Linked DNA regions of Homo sapiens: region 1 is linked to region 2. The links are chromatin contacts, found by Hi-C or POLR2A ChIA-PET in ENCODE. All regions are on one chromosome and are shown on one strand. Each heading gives the region's core, a stretch centred on a gene start or an enhancer-like site at or near the end of the contact. The rest is flanking DNA. Distances are from core to core; before and after follow the strand shown.

Region 1 (3,400 bases), core at 61-2,560, 180 kb after region 2:
GGCATGAGGAGGTTGCAGTAAGCATGTATGAGTAAGCAGCAGGAGTTCCTAATAAGTATGTGATCTTTGGAGTTTGAATGATTAGAAACTGTGATCAAGGTAATACCACAGTTATGCTAACTGTCCTATCCTATCAGCTAAGGTTCAAGGGGACCCACAAAGAATCACCATTTATAATAGATGTCCTACTAATTCCATGCGGTCCTGACACACCTTGAAAAACAGGCTAAGACTGAGCTGAGGGGGATGTTGAAAGAGGCAGCACTTTCAACAAATGTCCAGCTATTATATAGGTCATGTTATAACTGCAGGTGTGGAGCTTCTGCTCCAGAGACTGCTCCTATAAATGATTTTGTAAAACAGATTACACCTACTCTCTTGATTTTTCAACAATTCAGATTTTCATATACTGAGACTGCTTAAAGCAGAAGTCTTTTATGCCATTCTAAAGCAAGAAGATATGCTGGTCATTTTGCGTAGCCTTTTAGTTTTTAGGCATTTTTAAAATGCTTAAAAAATTAAATACCAACCCCCAAATAACTCAGTCAACTCAATTCTACTGACTCAAAAGGAAATGGTTTCAGATAAAGATGCCCACATGGCTTTTAGTTCAGCCAGTTCTTTCTAACTACAAGTAACATAATAATTTCCTTTGCATAGGAAAGTTCTTAGAATCATCAGTCATGAAAACAGATGTTGGGCACAGAGGTGAAGCAGCAGCCAGCATCAGTAAATTTGCCATTATTAACCGCCCACCGCCACCCTCAACCCCATTCCCACCCCCTGTTGGAATTGGATTAGCCTTCTGGTATTATTTTAAGAGTGATTGGAATTTAATTTTAGTTAGGAAGAACTGAGTCCATTGTTTACTTACAAACAAAAAAAAAAAGAATCCTCTCTCCAGCACTAGGATTCCTGCTTGGCTGGTTTTAAATAGATGAAGCTAACCAGATATTTACCATCAGCTTGGTGAAGAAAGAGACATTGTCCTGGGGAGCCCGAGTCATGGGAACTCAGTCCACACAGTAACGCATTGCGAACTGTAAGTGGACTATGACCAATCAAAGTCTCACTGTACATTTCACGGAGGTGGGACCAAAAGAGGAAAGAACAAAATCCCCTAAGTGCCAGCATGTTGGGAATGCATCATTGCAATAAAATTGTGAAACTAATGCTGGCAGGCAAACAACAAAAAACAACAACTGCCACAAACTGCAATATGCTTATCAGGGTCTGACCAAGAAGAAAGGCCCCCGATCTTCCACAGAGGACACTGGCACCAGTCCCAGGTCCTGCAACTCTTGAATAGCTCCATGTGCCGTGTTCTCTTCAGGTACTGCATTGTCCGCGGGAGATGTTCTCAGCAGTCAAGGAACAGCTGCACAATGCAAGCAGCCTCTGAATGGTCGAAAAGCTTTTTATTCAGTCCCCGTGTGATTTCTTAAAAAAAAAAAAAAAAAAAAAAAAAAAAGCAAAACTGGTGTTCTTTTGTGCTGTACAAAGGCAGCACTTTGCTGACTCCAAGTTCAAGACTCATGGGCTATTAGGAGAGGAAAGATGGACATTGTATTAGCATGTGTGAAAAAAAGAATAGGCGTTCCTTTAAACCAAGTCCATAATAAGAGCAGCCTGGTATTTGGAACACCTACTTAGCTGGAAGCAGCTCCAACAGCAGTTAGAAGGTAAGTGTTCGCAACAGTTACACACACATGCACACATGCATGCACACATAGAGACCCACCAACAGGGAAACTGCAGCATGTGTTCATAATAAATACATTTCTTGAGAATAGGGCAGTAAAAGAAAATACAATCACAGAAAAGTTAGAACTGGGAAGGATGTGTGAACTAAGAGGCATGTGACCTTACTTTGTAAAGAAGCTGTTCTTCCAGAGAAGTTAAATGACTTACTCAAAGACACATGGATACTTCATCAGATCAAGTTCTTAACACCACTTAGGAAGGATGTCCTGGTGCTTCCTGCTCTGCACGTGAAGCAGTGTTGAGGGGTCTGTGGAGACCAGGTCAGGGGTTCTAGCATCAGTCTAATCTGAACTAGAACCCCTAGGATATATCAGTGCTAGGGGTTCAAGTCCAGGGTTTCCAGTTGCATGACCTAGAGACAAATTCCTTTCTTCTTCAGAGTTTCAACAGATTTAACCCCCAAATGGAGATAAAGTAACTTGTGCCTTTACAGTTGCCACAAAGATTAATTGAACAAAGAGCCAACATTAAATAAATGTTGGTGACTACGCTTATTGCCATTAGGAGTAGCCATAAAGGTGGTATTTTCATCTTCTCAGAAATTTCAATACATTTAGAAAAAAAGAGAGAAAAGAAACAGGAAATACACAGAGAATAACCATATAAGTATGCAAGTAAGCATATGGGGAAAATACAGAGAATTAATATAGACAGGTGGCACAAACAAAAAGTTTAACAGCTTCATCTGCTCCTAAAAACTTGGAACAGGCCAGGTGCGGTGTCTCATGCCTATAATCCCAGCACTTTGGGAGGCCGAGGCGGGCGGATCATGAGGTCAGGAGATCAAGACCATCTTGGCCAACATGGTGAAACCTCGTCTCTACTAAAATACAAAAAATTAGCTGGGTGTGGTGGCGCATGCCTGTAATCTCAGCTACTTGGGAGGCTGAGGCAGGGGAATCGCTTGAACCCGGGAGGCGGAGGTTGCAGTAAGCTGAGATCACGCCACTGCACTCCAGCCTGGCTACAGAGCAAGACTCCATCTCAAAAACAAAGCAAAACAAAACAAAACAAAACAAAACACACAAAAAAAACTTGGACCAAATACTTTACACATGAATATTATGCCTCTGATCCATCTGTATGGGCTCATTGGTTTGAGTTTTTTTTGCAATGATAGGTATTTGTTGATCCTTTAAAAGCATTTTGTCTTCCTCAAAACAATTTATTGCTGAATATTTAATTTCATATTTTTTTTATGAGCAGTGGGTGTCCTCAACTTGGACTGCCAGGACACAACACCACTTTCTGTCCTGAGATGACAGACTCACGTGGAGCCACCTCAGTGTGCTGGGATAATGAATTATTTTCAGGTCCATGTTTTCCAAGGTACTTCTAGCCCTATTATTTTACATATGTCTTGAAGATCGTTCTGCTCAGAGGAACAGAATTTCAATTAGATGTGTTTTTGCCTTCAACAAAAGTTTGAAATTTTTTTATCTGTCCTTAAACTCATTATACATTTGTTAGAATGTACTTCTTAGTAGCTACTCTTTGTGTACTTATATTAAATATACAAATAATACATGGCAACCTTCTAATGATAAAATAAATAAATAAAATAAACATTTTAGACAAAACTAAAGTCCTGCTTGACCATCACCTTGTCACCATCACCATCATCATCTTGAACCTT
Region 2 (3,564 bases), core at 569-3,068:
TGCAATAGGAAAAGTGCAGAGCTGGGTGATCATTTCCACTATGTGGATGCAGTACAGTTGATGTGTACTTTGGGCTAGTTTGGTTTTTTAAATAGAACATTTCCCCTGCTAATAAGCTAGAGAGCTCAGTTCCTCTTTTTGTAAGTGGGTGTGGATGACGTAGTTCTATTGACACTTTGCTATGTTTTTTTCCAACTGTAGCTCTTTTATCTTCTCACACCTTTCAGCTACAGATTTATTCCTCATATTCACTCCTCTCTCTCCTACCTCCCTATTTCTATAGGTGTTTATGTCCTTTCAGTGAGCCCAGCACAACAGCTGCTGCCACTTATTGAGTGCTGACTGTGTGCCAGATGTGTTCAACACCATACATGTGCATATTTCTCTTAATCTTCCTTGCAACTTTAAGTGTATTATGTGTATTATCTCCAGTTTACAAATGAGGAAATAAGCCCAGAGAGGTTCAGTAACTTGCTCAAGATTGCACAGCTCATAAGAGGTGGAACTGGAATTTGAGGTTATATCTGTCTGATATAAGGCCAAGCTTGCAGCACTGCTTCTTGGCACTGTGCTGTTCTGTGAGATAAGAGGCAATTCTTGCAATTCTCACTTTAGTGTCTGTAATGTTGGTGGAGGGTGAATGAGTATTGCATCTCAGCTGCTGCTCGCAGGTAGTGGCAGGACCAAACCACCCAGGGCTCTGGGTGTTTGCTGTTGGCAGAAGCTTCTCCTGGTCTGCCTGATGCTCCAAGTAGGCAGGCCATTAGGGAGCCCCCCAAGGTGATGGCTGTTATTTTCAGCTGAGGGATCCGAGCAGAACCCCCAAAGAAAGAGTTATTTCAAACTGGGCCTTTGTTCCTTCCTCTTCCAGTGATTGCAATTCTGGGCCCCAGCTGGAGGTCTAGATTGCAAGATCAGGAAGGAGCTGGGCCAATTTTCTGGTTGCTTCTTTGCACTAAGCTCTTGTGTTTTCACAGCAGCCACAGGCCCTACATCCTTCCTGGAGACCCCAGGGTGGAACACAAGCAAATTCATCTCTTTTCACTTCCCCACCCCCTTGCATGGTGACTCTTGATTTGCTATGCTCAGAGCCTGTCATTGCTGGGTAGGGGCTTGCATATGGCCCCCATTTGAAATGAATGGTTTTTGAGGGGCTCCTGGAAATGTGTTGCAGGTGAGCTCCTGGACACTTGGCTTGCCTGCTGCTTCAGCTCTGTTTGCTTTGACTAATTGTGTTTTCTCTGCCAATTTGTCTGAGTAAAGTTTTTCTATCCCACTTTGTCCGACGTCTACATGGTACATCTGGTACCCATTTGGCTGAGATGGGGGCAGGAGCAGGGTGGTTAATTGAATGCTTGGCACAGGGCTGCAAGAAGAAAACTGAGAAGAAAGGCAAGAACTGGGAGAAGAGCTTAGAGAATGCTCTAATGCTTGGAGCCTTTGCAAAGTCCTGAAACTCTACAATCTCTTTTCCTCCACTTGGTTTCTGTTTAGAAACAGAGCCTTAAAAAGGGCAAGAGAAGGACTTTGATGAGATTCTGAAACTAGATTGCAACTACTGTTTTAGTATAAACCCCGCAGTGCCCCATCTTTCTCCCACAGGGCCCATGGCTTCTCGGTAGGTGGCTAGGGTATCACTAAGCCCTGTTTGTGGAAGGGGAGAAAGAAAGAGCTGGGAAAGATCACCTGTCTATGTCTATTTTTGTACGCATCTAATTTGGAGCCTCTCGTTCTGCAGTGGGAATTTTGGCTCCAGATCTTGGTCTGGTTCCCAGGATACTGAGTAGAAGTAAAAGTGAAGCAGCACCACTTGGAATCCCTGCTTCTGGCAAGGGTCCAGGGCCAGCCCAGGCACTGCATGGGCTCTCTCTGCCTGTCTACCTGTCGTTCTGTCTCTTTCTCTGCTTCTGATTTTGAAAGACCAAAAAGAGCATGGATCCTAGAGTCACAAAGTGTAGGTTTCAGATCTCAGCTCCTGCTAGATGTGTCATCTGGCAAGTGCCTATTCACTTTGGAGCCTCAGTTTCCCCTTATAAAATGTGACAATTCACACATTGTTCCAAGGAGTAAATGACATGATTCAAAACGCAAGTCAGCTCTGCACCTCTCTAAGGACTCTCTACTCAACCCTGAAAGGAAAGTAGTGTCATCACTGTCAGCATCCCTGTTTTATGGAGGAGGAAACTGAGGCACAAAGATGTTAAGTGACCTGTCCATGGTCTCACAACCAGTAAGTGGCAGAAGTGGCCAGAGTCCAGGCAGGGAGTCTGGCCCAGAGCCGGCGCAGGGAAGCCTGCTCTGCTGCCTTTGTAAAGCTTGGGTGCTCCCAGCGCTGGGCCTGGACAGAGGAGGCACCCACTCAACAGCAGCCCTGACTCTTACCACCCCAGGGATGCCGAAGCTGCAGCCTATTCCAGCCGCCGTCTGGAAGAACAATGGCCCTGGGGGCCAGCAAGCCTTAGAGAACAAGAGCGACTCAAGGAGAGAAGGCCGCGGCAGGCGCTGAGGCTCTCACAAAAGTAAGGGCAGCAGGGGCAACCCAAGGAGGTGGGGAAGGGCACGCGGGAAACGAGGTCGGCGCCCAGGCCTGCCTAGGCCGGCCTCCCTCCCTCCGCAGGTCCTGGGGCTCCTCCGGGTGGCGCTCTTGAAATCCATCGTCACCTTCCAAGCGGCCCTCGCGCGACTGCAGCCAGCCCCGGCGGCTCCTTGCCTGCCTGCGTGCCCTTGCGGCGGCTGCTGTCTACCCTAAACAGCTCCAGATTTAGGGCTCCTCCATCTGATTGCTCTTCCCCAGCCGCCTGGTGCTTTCAAGTGGGCCCGACACGCTCCCGGGACTTGGCCACGGTCCCTGCATCTCCTGATGAGAGCCCGCGCTTCTAATTCGGGTCCGCCCCGCACTCTTCCCGCGCCCTGCCCGCGCTGTCATTACGGCGCTGTCGCTGCTCCCACAGAAAGCAGGCGGCCGCAGCTCTCGCTGGCCCGGGGCCAGACCCAGGCCCGCTACGCCGCCTCGCGGACTGGATCCACCCCTTGCAGACAGGCACCCTGCTTGGGTGTTGTTCCTGAAGGTGCATAGGGAGGCTCCTGGGAAGACAGGGAGACTTTAAGAAGGAGAAAGGTGCGTTTACAGGATGGATTTGAAAGAATCACACTTTACTGGTCTGCCCAAGACACCTCACACCCAAAAGAAGCAAAGAGGTGTTCTGGAGGAAGGACAGAGGGAGAGGCTGCAGGTGCCCTGTGGCTGGCCATGTCATGATCTGACTCCTTGGCAGTGTCTTGGTACACGATTCCTTATGTATTTTGCATGCAAATCTAGTCAGGTTGGGCCTTGAAAGGAGCCCTGCCTGGTAGGCTTCACCCCCTTGGGCAGTCTGGGTGTGACTCTGGCTCAACAAGTTAGTTCTCTGCTCTGAACTTATTTTCCTCTTATGAAAATGAGGATAACGGTGGCGCTCTCGTGTGGAAATGACAAGTCACCCAAACTACCTGGCACATAGTAGGTCCTCAAGAAATGATAGGCCCTTCTTTGTTAAGGTCTCTGGCCCCCATACTACTCCTATG

The links. A loop is a pair of places that touch in the nucleus more often than their neighbours do. ChIA-PET counts read pairs that join two places held with the same protein, here RNA polymerase II (POLR2A). Pooled maps may share reads with other maps.
Region 1: a map with no recorded cell type shows a loop between it and region 2 (2.3-fold over the local background). The contact joins two enhancer-like sites. A Hi-C loop is called at or near these places in 1 of 168 maps with a recorded cell type or tissue (breast epithelium), 1 of 37 single-sample maps with no recorded cell type and 2 of 50 pooled maps. POLR2A ChIA-PET finds 5 or more read pairs at or near these places in 1 of 52 experiments (HEK293).

The regions. Positions count from the first base shown.
Region 1 is chr5:116,535,424-116,538,823 of GRCh38, forward strand. All of the region lies in intron 1 of SEMA6A (semaphorin 6A), which reads right to left. Among named protein-coding and RNA genes, the nearest start is that of SEMA6A-AS2, 37 kb to the right of the region's middle. Within about 2 kb of position 1,311, at least 2 of the 41 ENCODE cell types and tissues checked have a DNase peak (open chromatin) inside an H3K27ac peak, as active enhancers do.
Region 2 is chr5:116,358,878-116,362,441 of GRCh38, forward strand. No RefSeq gene overlaps it. Among named protein-coding and RNA genes, the nearest start is that of SEMA6A-AS1, 87 kb to the right of the region's middle. RefSeq lists enhancers at 587-736, 1,831-2,627. Within about 2 kb of position 1,819, at least 8 of the 41 ENCODE cell types and tissues checked have a DNase peak (open chromatin) inside an H3K27ac peak, as active enhancers do.